Linked DNA regions of Homo sapiens: region 2 is linked to region 1. Evidence: chromatin loops called from intact Hi-C (ENCODE). Cell type or tissue: chondrocyte. All regions are shown on one strand.

Region 1 (8,000 bases):
TGTCTCACTTTGTCACCCAGGCTGCAATGCAATGGTGCGATCTCGGCTCACTGCAACCTCCGCCTTCTGTGTTCAAGTGATTCTCTTGGCTCAGCCTCCCGAGTAGCTGGAATTACAGGTGGACACCACCATGCCCGGCTAATTTTTTGTATCTTTAGTAGAGATGGGGTTTCACCATATTGGCCAGGCTGGTCTCGAACTCGTGACCTCAGGTGATCTGCCCGCCTCGGCCTTCCAAAGTGCTGGGATTACAGGTGTGAGCCCAGCTCAGAATAGGTCTTTAGTGTACAATGGTGATAGGGCTTCACTGTACCAAAAAAAAGAACTTTTTTTTTCTTCAGACAAAATTTTGCTGTCACCCAGACTGGGGTGCAATGGTGTGATCACAGCTCACTGCAACCTTGAAACCCTGAGCTTAAGTGATCCTCCCGCCTCAGCCTCCCAAGTTGCAGGACTATAGGCACATACCATCATGCCTGGCTAATTTTTTTATTTTTTATTTTAGAGATGGGGGTCTCACTATGTTTCCGAGGCTGGTTTCTGACTCCTGGTGTCAAGCAATGCTCCTGCGTTGGCTCCCAAAAGCAGGATTACAGGTATGAGCCACCATACCTAGCCGAGAGATGAACTATTAATGGGGGCAACAACATGGATGAATCTCAAAGTAATTATGCTGAATAAAAGAAGGCAGACAAAAAAGAACATTCATACTGCACAATTCCATCTTTATGAAACTTTAGAAACTACAAACTCCTATAGAGTGACAAAAAGCAGATAAATGGTTATCAGGAGAGGCATAAATGGACTTAAGTAGGTACATGGGGAGACTCTTAGGCGAGATGGATATGTTCATTTTCTTGACAGACGTATACATGTTAAAACATCAAATTGTACATTAAAAATATGTGCAGTTTTTTGTATATAAATTATCCTTCAATGAAGCTATTTTTAAAGTCCCAGAAAAAAATTTAAAGGACATACCTCCCTTCTCCAGCCAATCCTTGTGTTTTAGGTGGAAGTTCCTTAGCTTTAACAGCTAATATCTCATTTAAAATGATTCCTGTTTCTCTCCATCAGCCAGTTTTAAAACTGATGTAACAACAACAAAAAATTCACTTTGAAAAATTAAAAATCCAAGTCACAACATTGACAAACTCTCTGTAACATGAACTAGGCATATTAGCTGGTAACTTGGCATTGTTGCAGGTGAATGTGTGATTTCTGTTATCTTAATGCTAAAACTAGCTAATGGCTCCCTCAACCCAACCAACCCACCAGTATTATCTCGGAAGCCTCCCAGGGTATGTGCCCATGTGTCAACTTAAGACATACTGCAGCAATATAAACTCTTATTCTCTAACAAACCTAAAACAAACCTATTAAAAGAACTCTACCAGAATTTACCATAATGTAATTTTATCTCCAAGATGATAAACTTTTAAATTCTATATTGACAATCACATACAGCTCAGGTACAAAGCATGTATGAAACAGTAACTTCTAAAAAGAACACGCAGTTAACTAAAACCTTGAAAATTCAGGATACTTTATGTGAGTCAATATGCAGTACAACTTCCTTAGTAAGCTTCACGTAGTCCATGAAATACAATAGGAAATTCATGTCTTTGCTTTAATGAGAAAGACTAAGGTTGGCATTCCTGTGCCTTTGATTAAAGAGTGGTTCTGTACAAGTTGGGAAGGCCACTGTTTGTAATGATGACTGCAGCTTAGGGAAGTAAACATCTACCATAAGGGAAGAACCGAACATAAGCCTTCCTGGTAAGTTCAGCAAATTAACCCTCATGTCCTACAAATCAAGAAGGGACAGACTTAAAATTTGAAACTTGGTAGGACTTGAAATACAGACCAGCAAAACATCTTATGATAGGGATTTTCTATACTTTTATTATTAGGAGGATAAAGACACTAGAACATGTGGCGTGATTAGTGACATGTGAAAAGCTTAATGATCATTTTTTAAAAGCTAAAATATAACATACATACATGTATTTTGAATCATGAAATACTTTTATTCTTTTAAGTGACAAGTTCTCCTATCACAAGGTCCTCAGATTGGTCATTTCCTAGGAAACAAAGTTCACTATTTTAATCCCATCAAAGTCATGGTGGCCCATTAGGTATCAGGCGTCTTGAATTCTCACACTGACAACACTCAGCTGTGCAACTATACATGAATCATAGATTCTTTCTGGGCTAAAAGTATGCGACTCTAAAATGTGGAGAAGCCAAGAGTTTGAGTCTTACACTGTCTATGGCTTCACATACCAAGACCAAATAAGGTTCTATGTAATTCATATTTCCTTCCAGCAGCCTTGTGTAATAATCATGAATTTTAAAATTATTTTTTTAATGCCTACAGCAGATTACAAAAAAATACGATATTTTAAAATTTGTTTAAGTCTTCAAGAATGTATTAAACAGGTTTCCCCACCATACTTTTAAAGGCAATGATAAAAATCTTTTACATACTGATAGGTAAAAACAATTGCCAAATAACAGTTGCTCCTACATACATATAAATGATTTGTAACTGTTGTTCCTAAATACACATAAAATGTCATCCTAAAACTGACCAGGTATGGTTGTCCATTACTGGGTTAGTTGACATTTTGGCACCAAAACTTTTTCACGATTAGTCATTCTCTTCAAGCTACTGCTAGTTGACTTTTCTAAAGTTCTTAATCCATAGCAGTAAGGGGTAGATTTTTCTTAAAAATGAAGTAGCACTGAATACTGTGAATCAAAATAACCTTTTCATGGCATTATTAAGAAAGTGAAACCTTTAGGTATCTGTATTTTTAAAAATTAAATTATGACGTAAAATGGAAAACAAGAAAATCATGGAGATGCATAGGAAAATACAGCAGAAATATCCAGAAGTGCTGAGAGGTTGTCCTTGATGGTGAGACTATGGGTGGGCGTTCCTTCTGTTATATAGCTATTCATTTCCATAACAGAAAAAATCTACATAAATTTAACAACTGCCTTATAAAACGCGTAGGGTGTCTCTCCACTCCAAATACTAAAGAGATTAAGCCACAAAGGTCACACCAAAGAATCAAGACACTGCGATCGAAACAGAGTTTTTTGAACGCTGTTACAGATATATCCTCCTATGGCCTAGACAGAGCCCATGACCAAAAAGAGGAGATTCTCCTCATCTAAGAATCATTGAAAAAACAAAACAAAACAAACAAAAAACAACCTACAGTAGCAAAGAATGGCATCGTCATTTCTGCTCACACCACCATACAATGGAACGTGGTGCAATTAAATCCCACTTATTATAGAACCCCAAATACTCGATTCCAACCACGCCAACACCCTTGCAGTTCCCCCAGCCCACGTGTATATTCTCTGGATTGATGGGATGGGATTAATTGTCCCTCTTTGAAAACCTTACTCATAATCGCTACTCGCTGAGGAATATGAACCCGAGTCGCTGACCCGATCTTCAAAATCATAGTCCTCATCTTCTTCTTGTGAAGAGGGGTCTCCAGGGAGCTCGTCTGAGCTCGGACGCGAATCGCACGAAGCCACAGAGGCCATCGTCAGGAATGCAATAGCTACGAGTGGAGTAATTCAAATCTCGCAGCTATAGCTTGCTAAGGCCGCCATGTTGCCTCTGCTTGGGAAGGGGCAGAGGCCATGTGACCACCAATCCTTAGCTGCAATTGGTGGCAGGTCGCGTTGCCAGGGAGACGGAGAAGCTTCCCAGAAGAAACAGGGAGAACAGAAAGCAGCCAATGGGCTGAAACTTCCAGGAGGGCTTCTCAGTTGGAAGGATAGAAATAGCTAAAACTTCACCGCTTACGCTCTCCGGAACGCAATTCCTTAGAGCAGCATAACCTGTTAAAACAGGCGGAGATGCACTGGGCTTCTCACCTTTTTCTTCCAGTGCTGGATATCCAGTTTGCTCTTTGTCCTGTGTTTCTAATGCCTAACAGCTGTCGGTCAGCCTGGATTTCCTTCGAGGTGAAGGAAACCGCACTTTACCTTTCCTTAGGACCTCATCCGTGCAAGTAATGGACGCTTTTAAGCAACGCGATCTAGGTGTTAATGTAAATACGCTCCATTGTTTTATGGGTTTCATATTGTTTCGCAATTGCAAACATTTTCACGGTTATCCCAAGTGGGTATTGTAGAGTGCCACAAATGAGTGGCAATCCTGTGGAATCAACTTCATGTTCATTTTCTAACTCAAAATTTTATAATCTAATTAAGTGTTCTCATTATTAAAGTTGGAAGTGTAAACAGGTAAAATCTACCTGTTATTTATGAATACCTATATCAAGTATTTTTTAAGTACAAAAATAACAGCTAGCATTGATTGAGAGTCAGCCTTGGCTCTGCTCACTTTATTCATATACAATGCTGAGCATTCACATACTATGAAGTAAATATTTTCTCTATATTAAATAAGGAAACTAAGCTTTAGAGAAGTTATGCATCTTACTAATGGTTACATGGCTAGCAGTCAACAAAGTCAACCAAGAAATGAACCTAAGTCAATAACCATTACATGAAATTTCCTCCCTCAGAACCCAGTAATTCAACTATTAGATATCTACTCTGAGAAAGGATGCAAATTTATAAAATTTGTAAAAGTGAAAAGCTGAAAGCAATCTTAAAATGTCAAATAATGGGGGAAAAGTTAAATATATATAAAATATGATGATTATGATTTTAACTAGAATGTGTTCAAAGAGTAAAGCATGGGGGAAATGTTCATGTTGCAGCGTGTAAAAAAAGGATATAATGTTATTTTATGATCTAAAAGGCTGGGTGCTGGGGATTCTCTAATGGGCAATTATAACATAGTGATAAGTATTACAATAAATACAAGGTTCTAATGGAATATCCAGAAAAAACCAAAGTAGTATACGTGGGGCCATGACAAATTTCTTAGAGGAAGTATTAATTTATATTGTTATTATGGCATGGTTCCAACAGAGAAAGAGTAATGGGAGATGAGTCATCACATGGCCGGTATGGGTATATGCATGGAGAACTCAAAGGAACCTGAATTGTAGCTGTTGCAGGGGCAGAAAAACTCTACCTCCATCTTCTTAGGGTCCCAGCTGGGCCTGAGAATTAAACTTACCTAAAATAGATTAACAAAAGAAAAGCAACTGGAACTTGTTATACAGATGTTGAGGCCCTGCTCCACATCAACAGGATCAGAATCTCCAGTGGAGGGGCCTGGAAATCTCTATTTCAAACAAGTGCCCCCTGTGATTCAGCAAACTTGGGGAACTGCCCTAAATTTTCTCTCAGTTCTGTGCTTCATCTATACAGGCCAACTGGCCATTCCCTGAATAGGCTGGAACCCACTCCCACCTCGCAAATTTGAGCCTGGCAGACAGACCTCTCTCCTTGCTCTAGAATCCAAGTTTTACATGGCAGGGGAGCCCTCATAAAGAAATGAAGACCCAAAGAAGCAGTTAGAGTCAGTTAACTTATATACTGGATTGGACAAAGAATAGTTAGTTGTGAAGAAGCAACTAAACTAAATTGGGAAGCTTAAAAGATAAGTTATTTTAACAAGGTCTGTACAGAATTCTCTTGGTTTCACTTCTATGCCCTTGAGAATAAGAATGTTACATTTTTCTAGTATAGGGAGGGTGTCTTTCACATGGGAGCTTCATCTGTTGCTTTTAAGAAGCAGCACAAAGGCACTTGCTGTTTTTCAAGTGTATTAAACTTAAATGGCCAGGATAGTATATTTTACCTTCCTCACAGCCAAACAAGCTGCAGTATGCAGCTTATACTTTTAAGCTGAAGTTTAGTTGTATTTACATTAACTGTACATTACATGTACAAATATACATTAAACTATGTACATTTGAATTTGTATATTACATGTACAAATGTACATTAAACTATATACATTTGAATTTCCTAGGTTTTATGGTTTTGTTTTAATTTCTAAATGTGTTTTTATAGTGTTATAACAGCGATTACATTTTGTAATTTATTTGTATTAATTCATAAAATTGTTTTCATCTTATATAGGAGCTATAAAGCACAGATTATACCTCATTTATTTAAAATTATAATTAAAAAACTTAAGTCATCCATGGAAATCCACAATAGTTTTTCCTTAAAAGAGGTCTATATGTTACTAAAGTTGAAGAACAGGAGGAGGAGTTTGTAAAGGGGTAATGGGCAAAAGGAGTGTCAGAGGCATTTGAACCAGAGCGACTCCATCTTGAATAGGGGCTGGGTAAAATAAGGCTGAGACCTACTGGGCTGCTACTCAGGAGGTTAGGCATTCTTAGTCACAGGACAAGATAGGAGGTCGGCACAAGATACAGGTCACAAAGACCTTGCTGATAAAACAGGCTGCGGTAAAGAAGCCAGCCAAAACTTACCAAAACCAAGATGGCTACAAAAGTGACCTCTGGTCATCCTCACTGCTCACTATACGCGAATCATAATTAGAGTACAGTGAGCAGTGAGGATAATGAGCATTAGTTGCTAAAAGACACTCCCATCAGCATCATGACAGTTTACAAACGCCATGGCAATGTCAGGAAGTTATCTAATATATTCTAAAAAAGGGAAGACCCCTCAGTTCTGGGTACTACTCCCCCTTTCCCAGAAAACTCATGAATAATCCACCCCTTGTTTAGCATATAATCAAGAAATAACTATAAGTATACTCAGTCAAGCAGCCCATGCCGCTGCTTTGCCTATGGAGTAGCCCTTCTTTTTTCCTTTACTTTCTTAATAAACTTGCGTTCAATTTACTCTATGAACTTGCCCCGAATTCTTTCTTGGGTAAGGTCCAAGAACTCTCTTGGGGTCTGGATTGGGACCCCTTTCTGGTAACAGGAGGTCCTTGAGGTGGTAGGAGGGGATAGCATCCAAGGCACAGAAGGAGGGATATGACCTCCCTGGACACCTCTTCCCTAAAACTAGAAGAAAGAGCCAAAGAAGGGTGCTGGTGTGGATGGTGACTTGCCAGTTTCAGGCAGGAAGCTGAGGCAGTCTCCATGTGACAGTGTTTATCGTCTGGTAAGTAGGCTGCAACCTTGCCAGCTGAACGTGATGGAGGAAGTAATGGGGTCGGAAGTTTGAAGAAAGTGGAGACAGGAAGGAAGGGAAACAAATATTTCCATTAGCATTGAGATCCAACAAAAAATGTATTACTTTTAAAATCAGAGAAACAATATTATTTTAAAAAGCTGGAGTCCCTATACTCATTATTTTGAGTTTCATGGTAAAATATATATGCTTACTTTCACCACAATCTTAAACATTAGAAATGATTTAAGATTCCATTTCAAAATAAAAAGTGCTTTAGTTACCTCTTTAATAAGTTAACCTTTCCTTGTTTTAAAAGCAACTTATTGGAAGTAAAAAATAAAATAAGAAATTAAAAAAGGACATTTACAAATTTTAGGAAAATATCACATTTTCTTCCTACAAATTTTTCATCAATTTTTTTTTGTAAGCATCTAGTAGTTTCATACCCTGCCTCATAAACCTTGCATGGCACCTCCTTAAATAGAGAACAAAGTCCAAACTGTGTAGCTTCTTTTAAATTTTTTTCTCCAATTCTACAAACAATTGAACACCAATTCAGAATTAAATGGTTTATTCCATGTTACATCGTAAGTTAATCAAGCTGATCAACTTGTCTATTCAAAAGAATCAACTGGAGCTTGTTATACAGATTTTGAGGCCCTGCTCCACATCAACAGGATCAGAATCTCCAGGAGAGGGGCCTGGAAATCTCTATTTTAAACAAGTGCCCCCAGTGATTCAGCAAACTTGAGAAACTGCCCTAAACTTTCCCTCAGTTCTGTGCTTCATGCATACGGGCCCACTAGTCATTCCCTGAATAGGCCGGAACCCACTTCCACCTCCTGAATTTAAGCCTGGCAGACAGACCTCTCTCCCTGTTCTAGAATCCATCATCCACGTAACCTTGAGCAAATGACCTCCACAAGCTTCACTTTCCTTATCTGTAA
Region 2 (8,000 bases), 440 kb before region 1:
CCATTTTAGCCAGGCTGGTCTCAAACTCCTGACCTCAAGTAATCCGCCCACCTCGGCCTCCCAAAGTGCCAGGATTACAGGCATGAGCCACGGCGCCCAGCCAAGGTAGTATATCTTTCAAGGGTAATCTGTCATCTAAAATGTATATAACTTTTAATAAAAGAATTCCATTTTCAGGAAATTATCTAGGAATCAAGAAAAGGTACAAAGATGTCCATATAGGATGTTCAGTGCAACTTTGTTGATAATCCTATTTAAACAGTCTCTACGTAATAATACACAGAATACTATATAACTTTTAGAAATCAGACAAAGCTGTATATGTATTGACATGGAAAGAAGTCCACCAGGTTTTAAATATAATTTTATATATACAGGCCAGGCTCAGTGGCTCACACCTGTAATCCAAACAGCTTTGGGAGGCCAAGGCAGGCAGATCTCTTGAGGCCAGGAGTTCAAGACCAGCCTGGCCAAAATGACGAAACCCCATCTCTACTAAAAAAACAAAAATTAACCAGGTGTGGTGGCGCATGCCTGTAATCCCAGCTACTTAGGAGGCTGAGGCAGGAGAATCACTTGAATCCAGGAGGTGAAAGTTGCAGTGAGCCGAGACTGCACCACTGCACTCCAGCCTGGGCAACAGAGTGAGACTCTGATTAAAAAAAAAAAAATTATATATACGTACAGATTACAAGTAAAAGAAGCCTAAGAAAGGAAATTTTTCATTTTCTCATGTTTTAACATGGAGGAAATCATGCTGCATGTCATTAGAGAACACCTAAGACTGAAATAGCAAGCCAGTTGAGGAAATTGTTTTAAATTTAAAAATTTAAAACATATCTCCATTTTTCAAACATCATTAGTAAGACAGACACTATATACCAGTACATCTTTTTTGAGCATTATTTCACTATCTTTAAAATGTTACTCTTAGGCCGGGCACAGTGGCTCACGCCTATAATCCCACCACTTTGGGAGGCCAACGCAGGCAGATTACCTGAGGTCAGGAGTTTGAGAGCAGCCTGGCCAACATGGCAAAACCCCGTCTCTACTAAAAAACACAAAAATTAGCCAGGCATAGCAGCGGGTGCCTGTTATCCTAGCTACTCTGGAGGCTGAGGCACGAGAATCGCTTGAACCCAGGAGGTAGAGGTTGCAGTGAGCCGAGATCGCACCACCACACTCCAGCCTGAGGAACAGAGCGAGACTCCATCTCAAATAAATAAATAAAGTAAAAATAAATAAATAATAAAACGTTATCCTTAAACCCTGGGACCTACAAGGAAATAACTGTAAATAGTTAAAGAAAATAATATATTTTTAAGGGCTAGGATACTTTAAACAAAAGCTACAACACAGCAGAGCCTATTTCACTCAGCTTAATTCTTATGACCATAATCTTTTGGCAAAATTTTAATTAAGAAAATGCACTGATGATATCAATATTTCACATCTTATCATATTTAAGGGAAAATGTGGTAAAAATTAGTGCTTTTTAAAATGTGAAAGAATGGCCAGGCGCGGTGGCTCATGCCTGTAATCCCAGCACTTTGGGAGGCTGAGGCAGGTGGATCACCTGAGGTCAGGAGTTCAAGACCAGCCTGGCCAACATGGTGAAACCCCATCTCTACTAAAAATATAAAAACTAACTGGGCGTGGTGGTAGACGCCTGTAATCCCAGCTACTCGGGAGGCTGAGGCAGAAGAATTGCTTGAACCCAGGAGACGGAGGTTGCAGTGAGCCGACACAGTGCCACTGCCCTCCAGCCTTGGCGACAGAGTGAGACTGTCTCAAAAAAAAAAAAAAAAAAAATTGTGAAAGAAGACAATTCTCAAACTCTAATAGTGGGAGTATCAGTTTATACAGTTACTTTAAAAAGCAACTTGTAAAGGCCAGTGCGGTGGCTCACGCCTGTAATCCCAGCACTTTGGGAGGCCGAGGTGGCGGATCACGAGGTCAGGAGATCGAGACCATCCTGGCTAACACAGTGAAACTCCGTCTCCATTAAAAATACAAAAAATTAGCTGGGTGTGGTGGCGGGCGCCTGTAGTCCCAGCTACTCAGGAGGCTAAGGCAGGAGAATGGCATGAACCCAGGAGGTGGAGCTTGCAGTGAGCCAAGATCACGCCACTGCACTCCAGCCTGGGCGACAGAGCGAGACTCTGTCTCAAAAAATAAAAAATAAAAATAAAAACATTAAAAAATAAATAAATAAAAAGTGACTCATAAACTTAAAAAATGCCCTATAACCTAACAATTCTACTTCTCAGCATCTACCCTAGAGAAAGGCACACATGGATATAAGACATATGTATAAAAATGTTCAGTTTCTTCTAGATACAAAAATGAAAAAAATCAAGATAATCAACAGGTAAATCTCTAAATCAACTATGTCAGCCATATTTAGGACCACTCCTTAGCTATTTTTTTTTTTAATTGAGATAGGGTTTCACTATGTTGCCCAGGCTGATCTCAAATTCCTGTCCTCAAACCCCGGTCACCTTGGTCTCCCAGAGTGTTAGGATTACAGGTATGAGCCACTACAGCCGGTCATCCTAAGCCTTTTTTCTTTTTGAGACGGAATTTCACTCGTTGCCCAGGCTGAAATGCAATGGCACCATCTTGGCTCAGTGCAACCTCCGCCTCCCGGGTTCAAGCAATTCTCCCACCTCAGCCTCCCAAGTAGCTGGGATTACAGGTGCCAGCCACCACACTCAGCTGATTTTTGTATTTTTAGTAGAGAGAGGGTTTCACCATGTTGGCCAGGCTGGTCTCGAACTCCTGACCTCAGGTGATCTGCCTACTTCAGCCTCCCAAAGTGCTCGGATTGCAGGCATGAGCCACCGTGCCCGGGCAGTCCTCAGCAATTTTTAAAAGGAGTTTAGATTTAGTAAATTATCTTCTTTTTTTTTTTGAGACGGAGTCTCACTCTGTCACCCAGGCTGGAGTGCAGTGGTGCAATCTCTGCTCACTGCAAGCTCCGCCTCCCGGCTTCACCCCATTCTGCTGCCTCAGCCTCCCAAGTAGCTGGGACTACAGGTGCCTGCCACCACGCCCAGCTAATTTTTTTTGTATTTTTAGTAGAGACAGGGTTTCACCGTGTTAGACAGGATGGTCTCGATTTCCCGACCTCATGATCCGCCCACCTCAGCCTCCCAAAGTGCTGGGATTACGGGTGTGAGCCACTGCGCTCGGCCTCAGTAAATTATCTTAAGATGACATCAAAGTTTTTCATTTTTGTAAGGAGAATATATTTATGCATTTTTTCTATATAACTTACTTAAAATGGTATTTCATTAGGGTAACAACAGTAAGCTTACTTGAGGTTTCTAGGAACCAAACAGGAGAAAATAAGGTTGATGAACCAAATAGTAGGAGAAAAGAGGTTGATGATGAACATAGGGTTCGAGAAAAATAAGAATAAAAAAGACAGAAAAAAATCAGTATTTTTTAAACATCATATTGTTATGAGTAAAAGAATGGAAATTATACTAGAATGCTGATGTTTAATAGGCAAAAAACAACCATAAATACAAGTAAGGGATTAATAAACCCATATTGTGATTTTAATAAAAGAATCCGTGCCCCTTCTGTCTAGCAGCAGCCATCAGGTAAGCCAAGATGGGGGCATACAAGTAAATCCAGGAGCTATGGAGAAAATGCACTTTCTTCTGAGAGTTGGTTGCTGGCAGTACCACCAGCTCTCTGCTCTCCACAGGGCTCCCCACCCCATCTGGCTTGATAAAGCGCACCAGCTGGGCTACAAGGCCAACCAAGTTTATGTTATATATAGGATTCGTGTTCGCCATGGTGGCCGAAAGCACCCAGTTCCTAAGGGTGCAACTTATGGCAAGCCTGTCCATCATGGTGTTAACCAGCTAAAGTTTGCTCAAAGTCTTCAGTCCATTGCAAAGCGGCAAGCTGGATGCCACTGTGGGGCTCTAAAAGTCCTGAATTCTCACTGGGTTGGTGAAGATTCCACATACAAGTTTTTTGAGGTTATCCTCATTGATCCATTCCATAAAGCTATCAGAAGAAATCCTGACACCCAATGGATCACCAAACCAGTCCACAAGCATAGGAAGATGCATGGGCTGCCATCTGCAGGCCGAAAGAGCCATAGCCTTGGAAAGGGCCTTAAGTGCCACCACACTATTGGTGGTTCTCACCAGGGAGCTTGGAGAAGGCGCAATACTCTCCAGCTCCACCGTTACAGCCAATATAAGTAAAGTTTGTAAAATTCATACCTAATAAACAATTTAGGACAATCATGTCTGCTTACAGGTATTATTTATCTGTTAAAACTAGTCTGCAGACTGCTTCATGAATGCTTTGTCAAGTTAAGAAAAGTTAAAGTGCAATAATGCTTGAAGAGAATAAGTGATGGTGTATCTTCCTTCTAATAAGATAAACTTTTTTGTCTTTGCTTTATCTTGTTAGGGGGTTATATGTCAGTGTATAAAACATACTGTGTGATATAATAGGTTTAAAATAAATTATTTAAAAGAGGGAAAAAAAGGAATCTGCCAGGCCAGGCTCACACCTGTAATAGCAGCACTTTGGGAGGCTGAGGCAGGGAATCCTTTGAGGCCGCCAAGAATTCAAGACTGGGCCTGGGCAATATAGTGAGACCCTGTCTCAAAAAAAAAATAAAAATAGCTTGAGTTCAAGAGTTCTGAGACCAGCCTAGGCAACATGGCAAGATACTGTCTCTATTTTTAAATTTAAAAAACAAAAATAAAATAATTTGCCAGGCATGGTGGCACATGCCTGTAGTCCTAGCTACTTGAGAAGCTGAGGCAGGAGGATCCCTTGGGCCCAGGAGTTCTAGGCTGCAGTGAGCTATGATTGTGTCACTGTACTCCTACGCTAGCCTGGGTGACAAAGTGAGACTCGGTCTCTTAAAAAAAAAAAAAAGCCGGGTGTGGTGGCTCATGTCTGCAATCCCATCACTTTGGGAGGCCAAGGTGGGTCAATCATCTGAGGTCCAGAATTCAAGATCAGCCTGGCCAACATGGTGACACCCCATCTCTACTAAATATACAAAAATTATTGGCCGGGCGCAGTGGCTCACGCCTATAATCCCAGCACTTTGGGAGGCCGAGGCGGGTGGATCACGAGGTCAGGAGATCGAGACCATCCTGGCTAACGTGGTGAAACCCCGTCTCTACTAAAAATGCAAAAAATTAGCCGGGCAAGGTGGCGGGCGCCTGTAGTCCCAGCTACTCGGGAGGCTGAGGCAGGAGAATGGCGTGAACCCGGGAGGCGGAGCTTGCAGTGAGCCGAGATTGTGCCACTGCAGTCCAGCCTGGGTGGCAAAGCGAGACTCCATCTCAAAACAAAAACAAAAACAAAAATTATGCAGGCATGGTGGCGAGCGCCTGTAATCCTAGCTACTCGGAAGGCTGAAGCAGAAGAATCGCTTGAACACGGGAGATGGAGGTTGCAATGAGATTGCTCCATTGCACTCCAGCTTGAGCGACGAGAGCAAGGCGCCATCTCAAAAAAAGAAAAAAAAAAAAAGGAGGTATCCAAAATAAAACTAATACCAAGTCAGGACACAGATGGGAGAAGTTCCTTCTGGTCTCATGACTAAATTTCAAGATAAAAGGCCTCTTGGGTGGGCAGCAACTTTGGCTGAAGAGTGCCTCATCTGGATTTCTAGAAACAGCAACACATGATCAAAATCATCCTAAAAGTGGAAGAAAATTTCTCACAAGGGCCGAGGCATCAAGAATCTGGTTCACTTAGATGTGCAGGTTGTAATGTAGAGAAAATTCATAATTTCTGTCCTGAAATATTCTCCCCTGTGTTTCCTATGTTTCTAACTGTAGTAATAAACTTCCTGGCAAAATTCTGTGGATGGAATTCCTTTACCTCATTAACAGAGTAACAGTAAATCCAAGTTTGAGCAGGATAGACCTGATTTAAGTCTGTTATTTCAATACAATTCTCTCTCTCAAAGAGCATCCTGTTTTGTAGAATTATACAATTTATATAGTATAAATTATACAATCACTAATAGATAACTAATAGATTTAGAGGTACCCACTGTGAACTTTAAACAACTTCTGGTCCTATTTCTTTACTTCTTAAGTTGCAAATTTGCTTAAGAAAATAGCCTGAGGTCAACCATGGTGGCTCACCCCTGTAATCCCAGCACTTTGGGAGGCCGAAGCGGGCGCATCAACTGAGGTCAGGAGCTCGAGACCAGCCTGGCCAACGTGGTAAAACCCCATCTCTAGTAAAAATTAAAAAAAAATAATTAGCCGGGCAACCATGGTTGCGCGCGCCTGTAGTCCCAGCTACTCAGGAGACTGAGGCAGGAGAATTGCTCGAACCTGGGAGGTGGGGGGTTGCAGTGAGCCAAGATCGCGCCATTGCACTCCTGCCTGGGTGACAGAGCAAGACTCTGTCTCAAAAAAAAAAAAAAAAATGGCAAGAAAATAGAAAGCCCGGCCAGGCACGGTGGTTCACACCTGTATCCCAGCACTTTGGGAGGTGGAGGTGGGAGGATCACCTGAGGTCAGGAAGTCGAGACCAGCCTGACCAACATAGAGAAACCCTGCCTGTACTAAAAATATAAAAATTAGCCAGGCATGGTGCCGCTTGCCTGTTATCCCAGCTACTTGGCTGGCTGAGGCAGGAGAATCGGGGGAACCCAGGAGGTGGAGGTTGCGGTGAGCAGAGATCACACCATTGCACTCCGGCCTGGGCAACAAGAATGAAACTCCATCTCAAAAAAAAAAAAAAAAAGGCCGGGCGCAGTGGCTCACGCTTGTAATCCTAGCACTTTGGGAGGCCGAGGCCGGCGGATCACGAGGTCAGCAGATCGAGACCATCCTGGCTAAGATGGTGAAATCCCGTCTCTACTAAAATAATACAAAAAATCAGCCGGGCATGGTGGCAGGCGCCTGTAGTCCCAGCTACTCAGGAGGTTGAGGCAGGAGAACAGTGTGAACCCGGGAGGCGGAGCTTGCAGTGAGCAGAGATTGCACCACTGCACTCCAGCCTGGGCGACAGAGCGAGACTCTGTCTCAATATAACAAAAAAAAAAAAAAAAAAAAAGAAGAAAGAAAGAAAATAGACAATAGAAAGCCGCCAGGCAGGGTGGCTTACACCTGTAGTCCCAGCACTTTGTGGGGGCTGAGGCAGGATAGCTTGACCCCAAGAGCTCAAGACCAGCCTGGACAACAAAGGGGGCCCCTGTCTCTACAAAAAAAAATTAAAAATAACTAGCCGGGCATGGCTAATTCCATGGAATGACATGCGTGCCTGTCATCCCAACTACTTGGGATGCCAAGGCAGGGGAATTGCTTGAGTCCAGGAGGTCAAGGCTGCAGTGAGCTATGATCTCACCACTGCAATAGAGCAAGACTGACAATCTATCTACCTATTTAAATAAACTAATGTAAAATGTATTTATTTAAATGAATTAAATAATATTAAATAAATATATAAATGGAAGCCAAGGCAGCCAGGTTATAAGTGGCACTCTGGTATTATGAACCAGAGGAAATGAGTCTATCCATGTTATTCATTTATAATGCCCAGAAATCTTGCCAGAAGTCAACTAGCCAGTTAGTAACAATACCTGCACTAGAACCCAAGTCTCTCAAAACAGTATGTTTCTACACCACAATCTCTTTTATCTAAGTTACCTAAGTTATTTAACTGCAAATAGACTGTGGTCCTGTTTCTTTACTCCTGAAGTTGTAAATTTGCTTAAGAAAATAGAAAGCCTGATTATGTCTGTAATCCCTGCACTTTGGGAAGCAGGAGGATCGCCTGAGGCCAGCAGTTCAAGACCAGCCTGGGAAACACAGAGAGACTCCATCTCTTGAAAAAAGAAAGAAAAGAAAAGAAAAGAAAAGAAAAGAAAAGAAAAGAAAAGAAAGGAAAGAGAGAGAGAGAGAGAAAGAAAGAAAGAAAGAAAGAAAGAAAGAAAGAAAGAAAGAAAGAAAGAAAGAAAGAAAGAAATTAATTGTGGGAGAACAGTG

What was found. Hi-C counts contacts between places; a loop is a spot of excess contacts. Peaks named below come from ENCODE experiments on the same cell type or tissue, not always from the same donor. Only the 100,000 strongest peaks of a DNase experiment are listed, where the experiment ranks them.
Region 2: a loop joins it to region 1, with 2.2 times the contacts of the local background. A loop is called at or near these places in 2 of 110 quality-filtered maps.

Annotation. Positions count from the first base shown.
Region 1 is chr4:127,628,605-127,636,604 of GRCh38, reverse strand. INTU (inturned planar cell polarity protein) reads right to left here and starts at 3,648. Exons shown (of 16, transcript NM_015693.4): 1 at 3,425-3,648. The coding sequence starts at 3,570. RefSeq lists enhancers at 3,619-3,798, 3,461-4,000. In chondrocyte, no CTCF peak of the experiment used is centred here; a DNase peak (open chromatin) is centred at 3,674.
Region 2 is chr4:128,065,234-128,073,233 of GRCh38, reverse strand. The region is part of intron 1 of LARP1B (La ribonucleoprotein 1B); the gene reads right to left. It also overlaps the pseudogene RPL15P8. Among named protein-coding and RNA genes, the nearest start is that of LARP1B, 7.9 kb to the right of the region's middle. In chondrocyte, CTCF peaks have their summits at 3,980 and 4,107 (motif pointing left); no DNase peak of the experiment used is centred here.